Linked DNA regions of Homo sapiens: region 1 is linked to region 2. Evidence: read pairs that join two places in POLR2A ChIA-PET (ENCODE). Cell type or tissue: A673. All regions are shown on one strand. Links, peaks and the distances in the headings refer to the core of each region. The heading gives the core; the rest is flanking DNA.

What was found. ChIA-PET counts read pairs that join two places held together with the same protein. Peaks named below come from ENCODE experiments on the same cell type or tissue, not always from the same donor. Only the 100,000 strongest peaks of a DNase experiment are listed, where the experiment ranks them.
Region 1: POLR2A ChIA-PET joins it to region 2 with 8 read pairs; 3 of 35 experiments call an interaction of 5 or more read pairs at or near these places.

Annotation. Positions count from the first base shown.
Region 1 is chr1:231,176,797-231,184,740 of GRCh38, reverse strand. The region is part of intron 1 of TRIM67 (tripartite motif containing 67); the gene reads right to left. It overlaps TRIM67-AS1 (TRIM67 antisense RNA 1), which reads left to right. Exons shown (of 3, transcript NR_166514.1): 3 at 1-643. Among named protein-coding and RNA genes, the nearest start is that of TRIM67-AS1, 6.9 kb to the left of the region's middle. RefSeq lists an enhancer at 398-926. In A673, for the core only: no CTCF peak of the experiment used is centred there; no DNase peak of the experiment used is centred there; H3K27me3 peaks cover 3,729 bases.
Region 2 is chr1:231,089,800-231,097,743 of GRCh38, reverse strand. No RefSeq gene overlaps it. Among named protein-coding and RNA genes, the nearest start is that of FAM89A, 54 kb to the right of the region's middle. In A673, for the core only: no CTCF peak of the experiment used is centred there; a DNase peak (open chromatin) is centred at 3,113.

The DNA of each region.
Region 1 (7,944 bases), core at 1,857-5,856, 86 kb before region 2:
AACCCCAGAGAGAGCTTCCCCGACAGCTGCAGGGACCATTGTTTTTCTGCTGTTGACCTTCCATTATCCTCTATAACAGTATCCCAATTTTGCTTTGAGAAGTTGCCTTTTCTCCACTGAGCACAGCCTGGTAGGGCTGGAATTAGGACTCCAGTACCACTGCCTTCACCCTGACAAGGGGTAGGCACATGCCTGTGTGAACCCTGAGAGAGCCAGCCCTTCGAGATGGATCCTGAGGGGCTATCCGGGTCTGAATTCTGAGTGGCGCTGAAAGCCATTTGCCTACTGCAGGTTCCCTACATGCCCTGTGCAAGCCGAACAGTAGCTCAATGTTGGGGCCTTCTTAGCTGTCTGTTCCTGCTCACACTGCCAGAATCAACTGCTGCCGACGTCCTCATTCTACCACCTGAACCTGACCAATGAAATGTGACCCGTGGTCAACTTTAACATCAGCAAATCAGAACTGAACAAGCTTGCATCCCTCAGATGCAATGGGAACTGGGATTAGAATCTAAGCAGAAACTTTTTCTATGCAGGATAGCCCTTCTCTTTGTTCTGGCAGACGTGCCTTTGTTTTATACTGAAGGCTGAGTCTCCCCAGTTGGCAAACTGCTGGTTGGAATAAAGACTCTTTTTAAAAACATTCCTTTTCAGTGGATTCGTTAACACCCTATTCGAGGCCAGCAGGATGATAACTCCTTGGAATTCAAAACTGAACAAAGAGACAAAGAGACCTGGAGAGATGGGTGTTTGTTCCATAGTTCCTTGAGCAGATCCCTGCTATCAGAGCATTCCTGTATATGCTGCTTCTTCACACTTGGGGAAGCCTTGGGAGCCAGAATGCCTGGGTTTGAATCCCAGCTCACTGACCCTGTGACATTAGGTGAGTCACTTACTCTCCCTGCCCTCATTTTCCTCAAATGCAAAAGGCGGGTAATAGCAGTAAGTGCCTAACAGCTATAGTGAGGATTAGGTGAGTTAATAACTGTAAAATGCACCTGGCACATATTCAATGCTATCTACGTGCTCCCTGTTGTTACAGTTTCAAACCTGGCTCTCAAAGTTCGTATTGATTCTGTGAGTGCTCAAGAAAAAAGCAATATTTTTTGCTTTTTGTTGGGAGGGAGGGATGGGGGTCTCATTTTGTTGTCCAGTCTGGATTGCAGTGGTGCCATCATGAAGCACTGCAGGCTTAAACACCTGAGCTCAAGTGATCCTCCCTGCCTCAGCCTCCCAAGTAACTAGGATGTTGGGCACGTGCCACCATGCCCAAGTAATTTTTATATTTTGTTATTTTTACTTTTTGTAGAGATGAGGTTTTGCTGTGTTGCCCAGGTTGGTCTCAAATTCCTGGCCTCAAGTGATCCTCTTGCCTCAACCTCCCAAAGCACTGAGATTACAGGTGTGAGCCACTCTGCCTGGCCTATTTTTCTGATAATTTCCTTTTGATTCAAGTTAGCCAGAGTTGGATTCCTTTGCTCAGAGCAAAGGACTCTAGCAGATTTAGTGGTTAGGATGCCCAACAAATGCAAAGACAGCTATGCTATAATTAGTGATTCATGCTGAGCCTTGGTATAGTCCATGCTTGTGGAGATGGTGATGATGAGAGGTCTCTTCTTTATCCCTTCCACAACTCAGCTTCAGACTCTGACTCCCAAAATCCTGACTGCTTAGGAGTTCCCCACGAGCTCCTGCCCCAAGGCTTGCAGGGAGGAGCAACCTATCTTGTTAACAGTGAATTTTAAGTTGCCAGGATTGATATGTCAGAGCCACCAACCAAATTTTCTTAGCTAGAACTTAATGCTGAAGTCAAAATAAAAAGAGGCAGGACTGATGGGCAGTACTGCCAGAAACTGACTTCCAGTCATTAGCTATATCCGCAGGCACACGGGGGCTTCTTCCTCTGACAAGGCAGTCAGTGAGGGCCAAATGACCTTCAAAAGCTCACGTGTGCAGGAGCCAACCCCAGAGTAATTGGGAAATCCATGCCTCCCCTTGGACTTGGGCTTGTCAGTTCCTGCTGAAGTGGGCAGACAGTGGCAGAGCCGGTACCCACCCTCAAGATGCAAGCCACCTTCACATGACCTGCCAAGGAGCTGTGTGCCTCTGTGCCTGTGCCCTTGCCATTCATCTGCTGGATGTGCCCTTTCCCATGGCTGCACCGGTGCCCCACGGTCATCCAAACCTCAGCTCAAGTGTCCCTTCCTTATGCTGGATTGTGCAACCTCCCCCTTCAAGTCCTGTTGAGATGTCCCTTTTCTGGGTCCCTGTGCCAACGAGATGTGGATCTCTTTCTGTTCTACTGTAATCGTGTATTTACTATTTTTTTTTTAAATTTGTTTTTTAGGACAGGGTCTCATTGTGTTTCCCAGGCTGGTTTAAAACTCCTGGCCTCAGGCGATCCTCCCACCTTATCCTCCTGGACAGCTGAGAACATTTCCTTCTTCCTTCACTAAATTGTGCCATCTTGGGAGATGAGACCTTGCTTGTTTCATCTTTGCGTGGGCTACCAGTGTATGTCCCATAAATATTTGTTGAATAAGTGAATTAGTTTTTAATCGGGCAAGATGACAGGGAAGTTTCTAAAATGAACCAAGGATCAGAAGCAAGGACCAGAGCTCCACTTTAGCTTTGCACCTGATATGAAATATTATATTAGAACAGTCACACGATTTCACTTCTTACACTTTGGGGTAACCTACTAGAGCAAGGCCCTCATTTGTCACTGGCCATGTGAAGATATGAGGATAACATGCTGCGGAAGTATGCTAAATATCCCAAACCATCCCTTTAAAACAGGCTCCAGAAGTGCTAGGCTTATGTTTCTACTATTTTGAATTATAGCAGAAGAAATAGATTTTAAGCCAAATCAAACTATCCAGAAAAAAGGTTCAGAATAGAGAAAAGAAGTTCAAAGGAAAAGCAGGTTGTCAGTAAAACAGTGTTTATTCACTCTGGATAGTGGGCCCTATTCCAGGAGTTGAATGTATGGTGGGAATGTCTACCTCTCTACAGCTCAGGGAGTCAAGCAAAAAAAGCCACGAAAAAAAATCAAGTCTAAAAAGAAGTCTAAATATGGACCTAGTAGAGGACACTGCTAGATTTTTAAAGTTTTTTTCTTTTTTCTCATTTTTCTGTGACCAAAGGAAAGAATAGAAACATTTTGGCCAATGACCAGGGCAAGGCTCAGAAGAGAGAGGAAAGATAGTGAAATGGTGAGAGAATGGTTGTATCAGACAGCTTAAGCTAGTGACGCTGCAGTAACAAACACCACCCCCCAACTTGGAAGCTTCCAACCACAAACGTTCACTTCTTGCTGACACTGAGTGCCCATTGCAGGTCACCTGCAGCTCTATTTCCCGTCCTCTGCATTTCAGGATTCAGGCTGAAGGAGCTTCTCATTTGAGGCATAGTAGACTCATAGCAGAGGAAAAGGAGCTACAGCCCAAACACACCCTTGCTCTTAAGACTTCTCCTGGCCAGGTGCAGTGGCTCACGCCTGTAATCCCAGCACTTTGGGAGGCCGAAGAGGGTGGATCACGATGTCAAGACATCGAGACCATCCTGGCCAACGTGGTAAAACCTCATCTTTACTAAAAATATAAAAATTAGCTGGACATGGCGGTGCATGCCTGTAGTCCCAGCTACTTGGGAGGCTGAGGCAGGAGAATCGCACGAACCTGGGAGGCAGAGGTTGCAGTGAGCTGAGATCGCACCACTGTACTCTAGCCTGGCGACAGAGCGAGACTCCATCACAAACAAACAAACAAACAAACAAACAAAAAAACCTTCTCCTGAGAGGTGGCACTATCCATCCCACTCACATTTCATTGACCCAAGCAAGTTAGAGGGCCCAGCCTTAGAGTGATAGGACAAGAAGTATATTCTCCCAGAGGGACAGCAGAAAACATTTGAACAAATGATAAAATCTAGCAAACATGGCCTCCGCATTCAGACAGACCTTGGCTTTACTTACTAGCCCTGTGCTCTGGGGCCAGTTCTTACTCTCCTACAGAGTGCAGATGTTAGGGATTTTATTGCCTACCTCTAAGTTGTGGCAATTAAAAATAAATAACATATTAACACATGCGACTTTTTTCTTCCTTCCCTTGATTCATCCAACTCCTCCTCCACCATCACCCCCTTCCTCCATGCTCCAGGCTGCCATCTTCAATGCAATAGATTTGGCAGGAGCATCCAGATATGACTTAGGGTAGAACAGTATCTGAAGGGGGGTGCAGGAGAGGGAGACTAGCACGCTGGGAGGGAGGTAAGAATGAAGTTGTTCTTAAAGACAGTATCCTGGCTTCATATGTTTACCGAGAGGTAAGAAATCAATCCATAGAGTGTTTTTTCTTAATTAGAGACTTTTTATAGAACTTTATCTTAAAGAGATAATAAGATAAGCATGCAAAGATGTATATACAAGAATGGTCACTGCATCTAAGAAAATAGTGAAATTTGTGAACAGCCTAAATATTCAGAAATAGTGATTAATACAAATGATGCAATATCCACATAACTGAATACTCAGCACCCATTAAAATGCCAATGTATTTCTATATTTGTTGACACATAGGATAAACTCTAAGATAGATTATTCAGTGGAAAGCAAAGCTCTTTCCCTCAAACACCTCAGGACATTTAAGCATTAGGGCAATGTCCTGCTGCAATGATAACACTTCTCATTATAACCCTGGATGGGTCACATTTTCAATACACTTACTTTTGGTGACTGTCACAAAGGCACAGGAGAAAGTTGAGAGGATGAAAAGACTCCCTTTGAAACCTGCCATCTCTCCTCCATCCCTTCTCCTACTCTTTGCCCAGTCTGCAGGACCCTACCCAGTGCCCTCTAATCAGCACCACACTGCCCCTCCCCTACCTTAAACCGTCCTTCTCCCCAACTCACACCTGGAATCTAAAATTCCCCACTTTTCTGCTAGCTTCAGAGGAGCACAATCTGGCTGAATATGTTCACAGAGTATGAGGAAACAATGGGCTTAACCTACTTGAGTTAGTAACTTTCAATTTTCTTTCAATTGCCAGCTCTCTTCTTGTTTCGTTGTTGCACCCAAACCCATTTATGCCTAGTGTTCCATTATTGGAATGCTAAGCTTGTGGGAGTTATTCATATCCTACTGTTCAAGGTCATCACCAAGGTCTGATTGCAAAAATTCAAAAAATTGCAACCTCAGGCATAAATGGGTTAACGACCACTGTGACATTAACCAACTAATTAATGTTTTCGTGTGTTATAGGCTGAAATGTGTCCCACAAAAAGTCACATTTGGGGTTGAAATCCTAACCCCTAACCGGACCTCAGAATGCTTTCTTGTTTGCCAATAGGGCCATTACAGATGTAATTGGTTAAGGTGGGGGTCACACTGGAGTAGAATGGGCTCTAATCCATTATGACTGGTGTCCTTACAAAGAAGAGACATTTGAACACATACATGCATGCACAGAGGGAGAATGCCATGTGAGATTAGACTTCTGCTGCCACAAGCCAAGGAGCCACCACAAGCTGGGACAGGGCCCTGGGGCAGGTCCTTCCTGGTCCCTTCAGAGGGAACACCGCCCTGCCGACACCTTGATTTTGGACTTCCAGCCTCCAGAACTGTGAGACAAGAAATGTCTGTTGTTTTAAGCTACCCAGCTTGTGGTAATTTGTGATGGAAGCCTTAACAAACAAATACATTATGTACAGCTTTACCTCCTAATACATACCCTTACATATATATTCACAGAAAATCATATTGCATATACTCTTTCTCCACATCATAAAAATGGGTGTTGGGCTCTCTAGGACACAAGGGAAGCAGGCCAAATTTCTCATATTTTCAGGAATAAACTGAGTGCCCCGAAGGTGTAATAGGAACCTTTTACTAACCTCATCTGACTTCATCCTCACACCAGCATTTTGTGTGTAAGGAAACTGGCCGAGAGTGGTTAAGAAACATATCCAAAGACGTATAGTTCCAAATGGAACACGGATCTTTTTATTTAAATTCCAATCATCTTTCCATTATATCAGCCAATGATGGAGCAGAAAGCTGGTCCAGGCAATCCCAGAATAGATCTTTCTAGGCACCCGTTCAGTGTGAGGAGGGGAAGTGGCCTTGCCAAGGGGCCAGTGAGCTCAATTAGGTTAAACGCTGCTTCTTAGCCCTACCCCAAGAGGACACCGTCACTAAGATTGTTTTGTGCCCAGCCTTGGACAGGAAAGCAATTCCCTCCTTTCACAGCATTCTCAGCCTTGACGTTCAATAATAATCGTGATGATAATAGTGGCTTTCTTTTATTGAACACGCACATGTGGTGTACACTGTTAATTCCTTAAAATGCATGATCTCATTTAATATGCCGTCAGTCCATGGCAAAAGGAGGAGTTTTAGGATTGTTGGCTTGCAACTGGCTTTCTTATTCCCCGTATTCTCCTGCCTCTATAGCACCAATGATTTTAGTAATGTCAGTCTAGTAAACTTACACTCAGAGTGTTCTCTCAAAAGTTGAAGCAGTGCTAACATCTGGGAAAAGTCATGCCAACATTTCCCAGCCAGCTTTTTTCATGTCACAAGCTCAGCTGACTGTTTCTCACATGATTACCACACATAAGGAGGGAGGAGAGAGCCATGCTAATGAGCATGGATGGCTCTTTTCAATATGGGGCCCTGGAAAATGCATAATTCCTCCTCTTCTCATTTTCCATACTGTCCCCAGGAATGACCCTTCCTTTATGAATCATTCTATTCTATGATTCAACAAATAGTTCATAGGGACTGCTCTGAAATCATACTTTATGGCATGGATATTAGAATACATTTTAGTGTTAAGTCCTATTCATTTATTAAATAGATGTTTCTTGTGCTTGACTGGGTGTCAGATGCTCTGATGGGTACTGGGATTACAAAGATAAATAATACATAGTCCTTGTTCTCAAAGTGTTCAAAATATAGTGTTATTTATGCATATGATGTATAAAGCTGGTCTTAAAAAGAAAGAGATCCTGTAAGTTTCTGTTAGCTGCAAGACACATTGATGGGTGTAAAAGTCTAATCAAGATGGGATTTTATTTTTAAAGCTGTCTGGAGTTATTAGTAAAAATGCCCATGGAGACTGTAAGAATATCCCATTTGGCAGGAAAGTATAATTGGGCACAGCAAGTCTCACTTCCGTGAAGAAAGGCTAGAGACCAGAGAGTAATCAGCTCATGCTCTGATAACACCAAGAACAAGCCTGGGATGGGATGTCTGATGCATGAAGCCCCAGGACCAGACTTCTGACTTTGCCAATGTATCAAGACCATTTGCTGAGCCAAGCCAGGGGAGGTTCTCATCGCCCGGCAACCAAACTGCTTCTTTAGCATCAGGTCAGCTCCGGTCTCTTGTAACAACAATAGAATTAGTTCTGTGACAATAGGTGTCTGATGAGAATTTGTCTTAGAGCTTTCTCTCTGTCGTCAAATTATGCACCCCCTACCCCATCCTTCCAATCCTTTGAAACCCAACTCAACTCCCATCTCTCTAGTCTCTGCTCCGTGCTCATTCATACCTAAGGATGGTTCCACATATTTTAGCACCAATTATTTGTGCTCTGGTGTTGTTCTTGATTTCTTGTGCATAAGTGGTGAGATGAGCCCTCCTGTCCATTTAAATGACCAAAATCAGCCTTCTTTTAAAGTAAGTCCATATCCCTGCCCTTTTCCTCCTGGGAATCTCTTATGTTACGGTTTCCTCACTTCTTTTGTTTTTACCCCTTTCTCCCCATCTCTAGCCCCTTAACTTAGCTGAGCAAATTGAGATGTTTGAAAGGTGTTTTTTTTTTTTTTTTTGCCAGATTGTATTGGCAAACAGGGTAAAATGACTGAAATTTACAAGAAAATTCAAAAAGATTATAGCCTGGCTATTCCTGTTCTTCACTGAAATTTAAATGAGGCTAAAG
Region 2 (7,944 bases), core at 1,295-5,294:
GGTCTTAGGCACTGGAAATGGGGCCTTAGGCATCCGTGGGAATCCCTTTCACTCAGCCTCCCCCAATCTCCTTACTCAGCTCTGCATGGATTCATTTTCGTCTTTCATTTTCTATGACAGGACCCAGAATCTCCTTTTTCCAAATCCAGGATTTGAGAATAAAGAGAGACTCTCCCCATTAGCTCTACCAGGAAAAAAAAAAAAAAAAGAAGAATCTTAACTGACTTGTTTCTGAACCAATCACTGAGCCCATGCCCAGGGGCATGGACTACCATGACAGCCACACGCCCATCCCTGTGGTCAAGGACTGAGTCTGTCACCAGGTGCAGGCAAAGACAGGACACAGCACAGTGACTTCAGGGAAGTGTGAAGTGCTATCCAAATGTGACTTACTATTAATATTAATTTTTAACTCTTTTAATACTCAGTTTCCTTACCTTTAAGATGGGGGATATATTTCCTACCTATCTTACAAGACTACTGGGGAGTTTAAGTGAGATAATAGATGTGGAGGTATTTATGAATTATGTAGTGTGTACAATTATTTTGTTTATTAATGATTAAAACGTATTTCTCCACTTTTTGAGGGGAAAGTAAGCAAAAAGAAAGGGTCATCAGATCATCAGAACGCAAGTTTTCCGAGGGAAACGGCAGCCTCTTCATAGGATGGCTACTTTCAAGACCTTGCAATTGCTAGAATACTTTCATTTCCTTCCTGACTTTATAAGAACATTGCAACCCAAATCTCTGGTGCAGCCAGGCCCTCGTGCAGCCCCTCTGCAGTGCACTGGACACCTGTGTGGATGTGCCAACCACATGCAGCTCTCTGAGGTCACAAGCAGGTGCTGTCCTGTCGCCTTGCAGTCCAGGGAGGTGAGAGTCACTGCCCAGGCAGAGGGAGCCAGAGATGTGCTCTAGTTCATCTTCCTCATTTTACAGACAAAGACCCTGGTATCCCTGTCCCCTCAGCCACCTCTGCATTAGTCTATATTTTCAGTGGGCAGTCCCTGCAGGCCAATGGCTTCCATCATGGAATCTTGCTCAGTCTGTATGTGGGGTAGCCTGGACGATGCTGAGGATCTCATGACTCCAAGGGCAAATGTCAGCCACATCAGGTGGCATTGGTGGGTTTCTCCCCATCTTTCACATGGACAGCTTTGAAGTGTTTCTACACTCTCCTTTGAGGGCCTCTGGTGGAACTGAGCTTCAGGTGCGCCGGGGGAACCCAGCACACCCTTTCCTGACTGTTCTCCCTCCTGGCCTCATTTCCCCATGCCTCACTTGTGCTTCCTGCTTAAATAAGCCACTCGTTCCTAAGTTCTTGTCTCAGAGTTTGCCTTTAGGGAACCCAAAGTAAAACACCCAGGGAGTGACACTTAGCTAGGGATGGAGCTGGTACTAGAACCCAGGCCCCTGTACTTCACTTTAAGTCGTAAGTCAGAGCAAATGTGAGTGTGCAACGAGCTGCTCACAATCTTACCTCGGCAACCAACCAACCGACCAACAGACCAAACAAACAAACAACTAGCCAACCAACTAAACAAACAAGCAACCAACCAAATTACCAACTAAACAACCAACCAAACAACTGACCAAACATAAACCAAAAAAATACAATCTGAACCTACCAAAATCTCTCTGTGAAAAACTGTAGAGACAAGTCGTGCCTTCCAGCTTGATGAATATCAAATGCCAGTAAGCTGAACAGGCATGCTTATGACAACTAAGAGAGGAGCTCAAGTCGCAGGGTGCCTTACTGTGTGCTTTCAGGGGTCCCCGTGGGTGGGCAGTACCTTCAACAGTCTCCATGGTTCAGAGTCAGGGATCCAGGTTTAAAAGGCCAGAAACAGAATTTTATCCTTCCCCTTAGAGTTGATGACCATCTTGGGGCAGGCTCACTGGCCAAATTCACTCGGCACCCATTGATGGGGCAAAGCATTCCTTAGATGGGAAGCCCTTGTAGGTGGAGAGTGTGGGCGGCCATTTACCCAGGACGCCCCGCAGAGTAAACAATATGGGACACAGCTCTTAGGTCAGAAAGCTGTGTTTTGAGCACAGAATTGAAGCAGGCAAAATAAATGGTTACCAAGGGACAGTTCTGTCCACCCAAAGCAGATTGAAAAATGCCCTTCTTGCACCTGGAGCATTTCTGGCTAAAGAACAAGGGTGTTCTGGAATGAGGACACCCTTTCTGCCTGAGGCACAGACAGTACACATTTGGACACTCTGCCTCCCTGCTCTTTAGCCTTCGAATGCAATTCACACCCATCCTGGTGTTAGTACATCTCGTATTCATATATGGGGTTACCAAAATTGGTTCAGGATGTGTTTTATTTGTATTTATTTAGTTAGTTATTTTTTTGAGACAGAGTTTCACTCTTGTTGCCCAGGCTGAATGAAGTGCAATGGCACAATCTCGGCTCACTGCAACTTCTGCCTCCTGCGTTCAAGTGATTCTCCTGCCTCAGCCTCCCGAGTTGCTGGGATTACAGGCGGCCACACCATGCCTGGCTAATTTTTTATATTTTTGGTAGAGACAAGGTTTCACCACGTTGGTCAGGCTGGTCTCAAACTCCTGACCTCAGGTAATCCACCTGCCTCAGCCTCCCAAAGGGCTGGGATTACAAGAATGAGCCATCGTGTCCAGTCTGGGCACGTGTTTTAAATTACACTCCAGTTCTACGGATATGAGCTCTTCACCCCTTTAGGTTTGGTGTCCTCCAGGCCTTTTAGGTAACATATGGAAACTCTCTCTTTGGGCTCAGCCTGCTCCTACCATCATTGATGTGTTAGTTTTGCACTCATTTGTCTCTCAAATGGTGCCCCTTCCTCCAAATCCCAAGGGTGGGACTGTGAGGTCACCATGAATACCTCTTGAAATGTTGCACTGAGTAAGAATTGTGTAGTAGAGAGGAATGACCACAACTGGGAAGAGTGTAATGAGAAAGACTACCATGTGCAAAAAATATAACATCATGAAATGGATTTCTTAACTCATAGTTTAGCAGTGCCATGAACTGGAAAAAAGCTTTGTATCTTCGTGTCTTCCTTAGTTCAAAAGAAATGCCAAAGCTTGCTGTGAAATGAAATGATGAGACCATTCACAACCACCGGAACTAATCGACTTGCTTTCCAGTGGATGTGTGTCTAATGGCTGATTTGGTTATTAGCTGGATTATACAACTGCAACTTCTATAGAATCTTGTCACTCTGACTGCTGTTTAGACTGTGGAATCCAGAATCACCAGGTCTTATTTTCCAGAATAGCTGGAACAACTGCAAGGCTGGATTTTTTTTTTTTTTTGGTCTAATGTCCTATGGGACAAAGCTACATTTTTGTACTTACCTGGAAAAGGAAGTCACAGCAGTGAGCTCCTGGAATTGGAAATGCCCTGGGGGCATCATGGAAACTCACTACAACTGCCTATTTTGAAGTATTAGGTGCAAAGCGATTTCTTTTTTTAAATTTAGGGGTGGGATCTCCCTCTGCTGCCCAGGCTGGAGTGCAATGGCGTGATCATGGCACACTATAGCCTCGAACTCCTGAGCTCAAGTAATCATCCCACCTTAGCTTCCTGAGTAGCTGGGATTATAGGCACATGCCACTGCACCCAGCTCAAGGTAAAATTATGGGTAATCTTAGTGTGTCTTAGACATGGAAAGGCCTGGATCTCTCTTCTGTTAAGGATCTGTGGATGAGGAATTTGTTTTGCTCCTTTGGGGATGCTTCAGTTAAATTCAATAGGAGCAAATCGTGTATTCGTAGAGTCACTCAGAGCGTGCAGAGCACATGCATGAACACACACACATGAAAACATACACACACACAGCCAGAGTGATTTTCCGAGCTGCCTTTTCAAAGGAAACTGCATTTTAAAAGGTCGCATCCAGACTCAGCATCAATCAAAATGCCACACAGCAGCTGCACCAATTCAGCCCAGCACAATACCTGCCAGCCGAGTCCTGTCTTCTGTACAGAGCGTCTAATGGGAATTTCTGCCTGAATGGGAGCCCAGGGCAGAGGGCAGCAGAACGGTCAGCCTCGCCATGGAAAGAGCAGCCTGGGAGTACAGGCAGCAGCTCCATCTGCAGGGAGCTGCAGAGCCTGTGAAATAAGAAAAGCAGAAGGGAAGGGTGGGGATTGGTAATGCTAGCAGGCCCTGGTTGAGTTGTGTGGATTTTTTTCTTCTTCTTCAAGAATGAATTGCATCCTTTGTGTCCGTCTTCAAGGTGTCCTTAGGAGGCTGGTGCTGATGTCTGCAGCTCCATTGTAAAATACCCGCCAATACTACTATCCTGAATGGCCCTTTTCCTAGACCTGTGAGTCAGATTACCCACTCGGGAGGTTTTAAGGCCAGAGAAATAAAGGAAATCATGTGATTCTTTCAGTGATTTTATATATGCAGCACTTCCCTTTGCGGACAAGGGAGTGGCGAGTGAGAACATGACCCCGTAGGTTCTCTGGAGCAGAGCGGTGTCCTTAATTAGACAGTTCCCAGAAATTCCTCTATGACAGAGTGTGTGTGTGTTTAATTTTCATTTTTTGAGACAGAGTCTCACTCTGTTGCCCAGGCTGGAGTGCAGTGGTGCAATCTCGGCTCACTGCAAACTCTGCCTCCTGGGCTCAAACGATTCTCATGTCTTAGCCTCCTGAGTAGCTGGGATTACAGGCGTACACCATCATACCCAGCTAATTTTTGTATTTTTAGTAGAGTCGGGGTTTCGCCATGTTGGCCAGGCTGGTCTTCAACTCCTGACCTCAGGTGATCTGCCTGCCTCGGCCTCCCAAAGTGTTGGGATTACAGGTGTGAGCCACCGCGCCCAGCCCAGAGTGTGTTTAACTGCCTTTATTTTAAAGTTGACCAGATAACTGGGCGCTTAATTTTCAACCCTTTAGAAACACCCAGCTGTTAATCAACACATTGTCACTTAAATTAGGCTCTTTTTCTTTTTAAAGAAACATATTCAAGAGAGAAAATGATTTCCCCTAGACCCTTAATTTTCTTCGTTTCAGCAGCTACATTTGGAATTGTCAAACCATTGCTATGGGTGTTTGGGTCTAAACCACACGTGGATTTCACAGACAGTCTAACTGAAGAGCTACTGAGCAACTTTGGCTGCATCTTCTTGGGTAAGTTTCAGAACTGCCAGTTGAGCATGGCTAGTCCCATTTTACAGATGGGGAAAACAAGGCAATGAATTAATGGGGAAAAACAACTTACCAATTTACAAAGCTCATAAACGCAGAAGCCAGGATTTGACTCTGGCCTATCCTCCCCCACCGCCCCCCCCACCCCCATACCCCTTCCTTTTTGCCGGCTGCCTCCACTAAATTTGCAAGGTCCCTTGGCCACATGTAGCTTACTCTGTCTTAAATAAAATCCCTTCATGATCCCCAATAAAGCCTTGGGAAATGTGTGAATTTCCCCACACATGCTGGAAGTGTATGAATTTCCCTACACATGCTGGCCCAGCTCTCTAGCAACCCTACAACAGAGTGGTGTTTGTTGTTGAGAAAGAGGGATCTGCTTGGATGTTGGATACTGTGACCACGCAGAGCTGGCTGCGGGAGTTCCCATAAATCCACCCTCTTTAGCATTCTGAGGCCAGCAGGGGACGCTGACGAGCACCTTCTCCGTGTGCTTTGAGGAGGGCGGATTTCACACACAACATAAAGACCAGTCGGTGCAACCGTAGGAAAAACAAGGATTTCCTCCAACCCGGTTAACCACATCCCAACACCCAGCCAGAGCCCAGATTGGGCTCTCTGGATACCAGTGAGCAGCTGAGAGACCACATTCAGGGACCAGAGCGTAGGTGACGTGGTGTTCATGAGGACAGTTGTTCAGAGCGTGCATTGCAGTCAGACTCTCGCTTCATCTCCTCCTGGCTATGTAAAATTTATGCACATTATCCTGATATTTCTCAGCCCGACCTTCCTCCTCTGTACTAGGAGGACAGCGTGGAATAATAGAGTGCTCAGCACAGGGCCTGGAAATCAATGAGAACTAGGGAATATGCACTAGTGGAACTAGTGAACATCATTCTCAAAAACAGATATTTACAAATCCTAGACGGTGAAAGAAATGGGTAATAACCACGACCTCACAGTGTCTGTGGGCAACACTGAGCAACAGGTAGCTTAGAAAGCAGTTCTGGCCAGGCACGGTGGCTCATGCCTATCATCCCAGCACTTTAGGAGGCTAAGGCAGGAGGATTGCTTGAGGCCAGGAGTTTGAGACCAACCTGGGCAAACACAACGAGACCCCATCTCTACAACACAGCTTTTAAAAGTTAGCCAGGCTTGGTGGTGTGCACTTGTGGTCCCAGCTACCTGGGAGGCTGAGATGGGAGAATCTCTTAAACCCATGACTTTGAGATTCCAATGAGCTGTGATTGCACCACTGCACTCCAGCCTGGGTGACAAAGCAAGACCCCATCTCAAAAAGAAAAACAAAAAACAAAAAACCCCAGTTCTTACCACCTTCACCATTTCCTAAGCCCCATGTCACTGTCACAGTGACTAATGATCAACCTCAGGGAGCTATGTTCACCTGCAAATACACTAAGACCCCATTCTTACCTTTCTAAAGCCGTGGAAGTCACTGTGCAAGATGTAAATATACAGGTAAATTACAGTCTCCCTCTGATTGTAGACAGAGTCCCTTGGAAAAACCTTTCAAGTTAAGATGATAATGTAATAAATGTTTCAAATTAAGATGGGAATGACCTCCATATCATAATAGAGGGTTCTGGGAACTGACTGGATCTGAACCCTAGTCTAAGTACTTACCTATGTGACCTTGGGCAAGTTACTCTGTTCCTCAGTTTGTAATTTATTAAATGGATAATAAAAGTATGTATCTCATAGCTATAAAGGCTAGATGAGTTGATGTGCATAAACACCAAACACAGTGCCCAGTACCTAATAATGTCTGATATTATTTATTTAAGACACAGTTGCTGGGGCTATACCATTAATATATCCCAGGCATTAAAAGAAATTAGTATCTTAAAAACTGATTGTAATGTGATGTCATAAGTGATGCTTCTCACCTGGTATTGAAATTAGACAATAAAGATGATTATAAACAAAGTGTTACAAGTTCACATAGAAGGAAACAAATCTGTCTGAGCATCTGAGAGACATCCCATTGAAGTTGAAACTTCAGCTCTGTCTTAAAGATAAGTAGGAATTCCTTCACAAAGAAGGCGGTTATCTTAGGTGAATATTATTAGAGCAGAAATTGATTTGAATAGGCTCAAATAAAACTGCAAACTAAAATGGGAAGTATGAAGGAAATGCAGACAAACCCTCTCGGGATTGTAGGAGGGGCCCAGGAAGCTGGGAAACTGTATCTGCCTCTTGGTTCTTCTGTCTCCATCTCTTTGTTTGTTTGTTGTTGTTTTCTTTTTTTTTTTTGTCTCCAACTTTTTTTTTTTTTTTTTGAGATGGAGTCTCACTCTGTCACCCAGGCTGGAGTGCAGTGGCACCATCTCAGCTCACTACAACCTCCGCCTCCCAGGTTCAAGCAATTCTCTGCTTCAGCCTCCCAAGTAGCTGGGATTACAGGTGCCCACCACCACGCCTGGCTAATTTTTGTATTTTTAGTAGAGACGGAGTTTCATCATTTTGGCCAGGCTGGTCTTGAACTCCTGACCTTGTGATCCATCCGTCTCCACCTCCCAAAGTGCTGGGATTACAGGTGTGAGCCACCGTGCCCGGCCTTTGCTTCCAACTCTTAACAGCTTCACAAAGGGTCCTCACCTCCATTTGTCTTCAATCCACTGTGGTCCTATTTCGGCCCTGCCTCCCCACGTGGCATTGAAATCGTTCTCACTAATCTCCCTGGCATTTTCCTCTATGCCAACTCCAAGGAACACTTCTCAGCTGGTGTAGTGTAGCAAGCGAGGGCGGGAGACATGTGTCCGACTTGTTTAAAA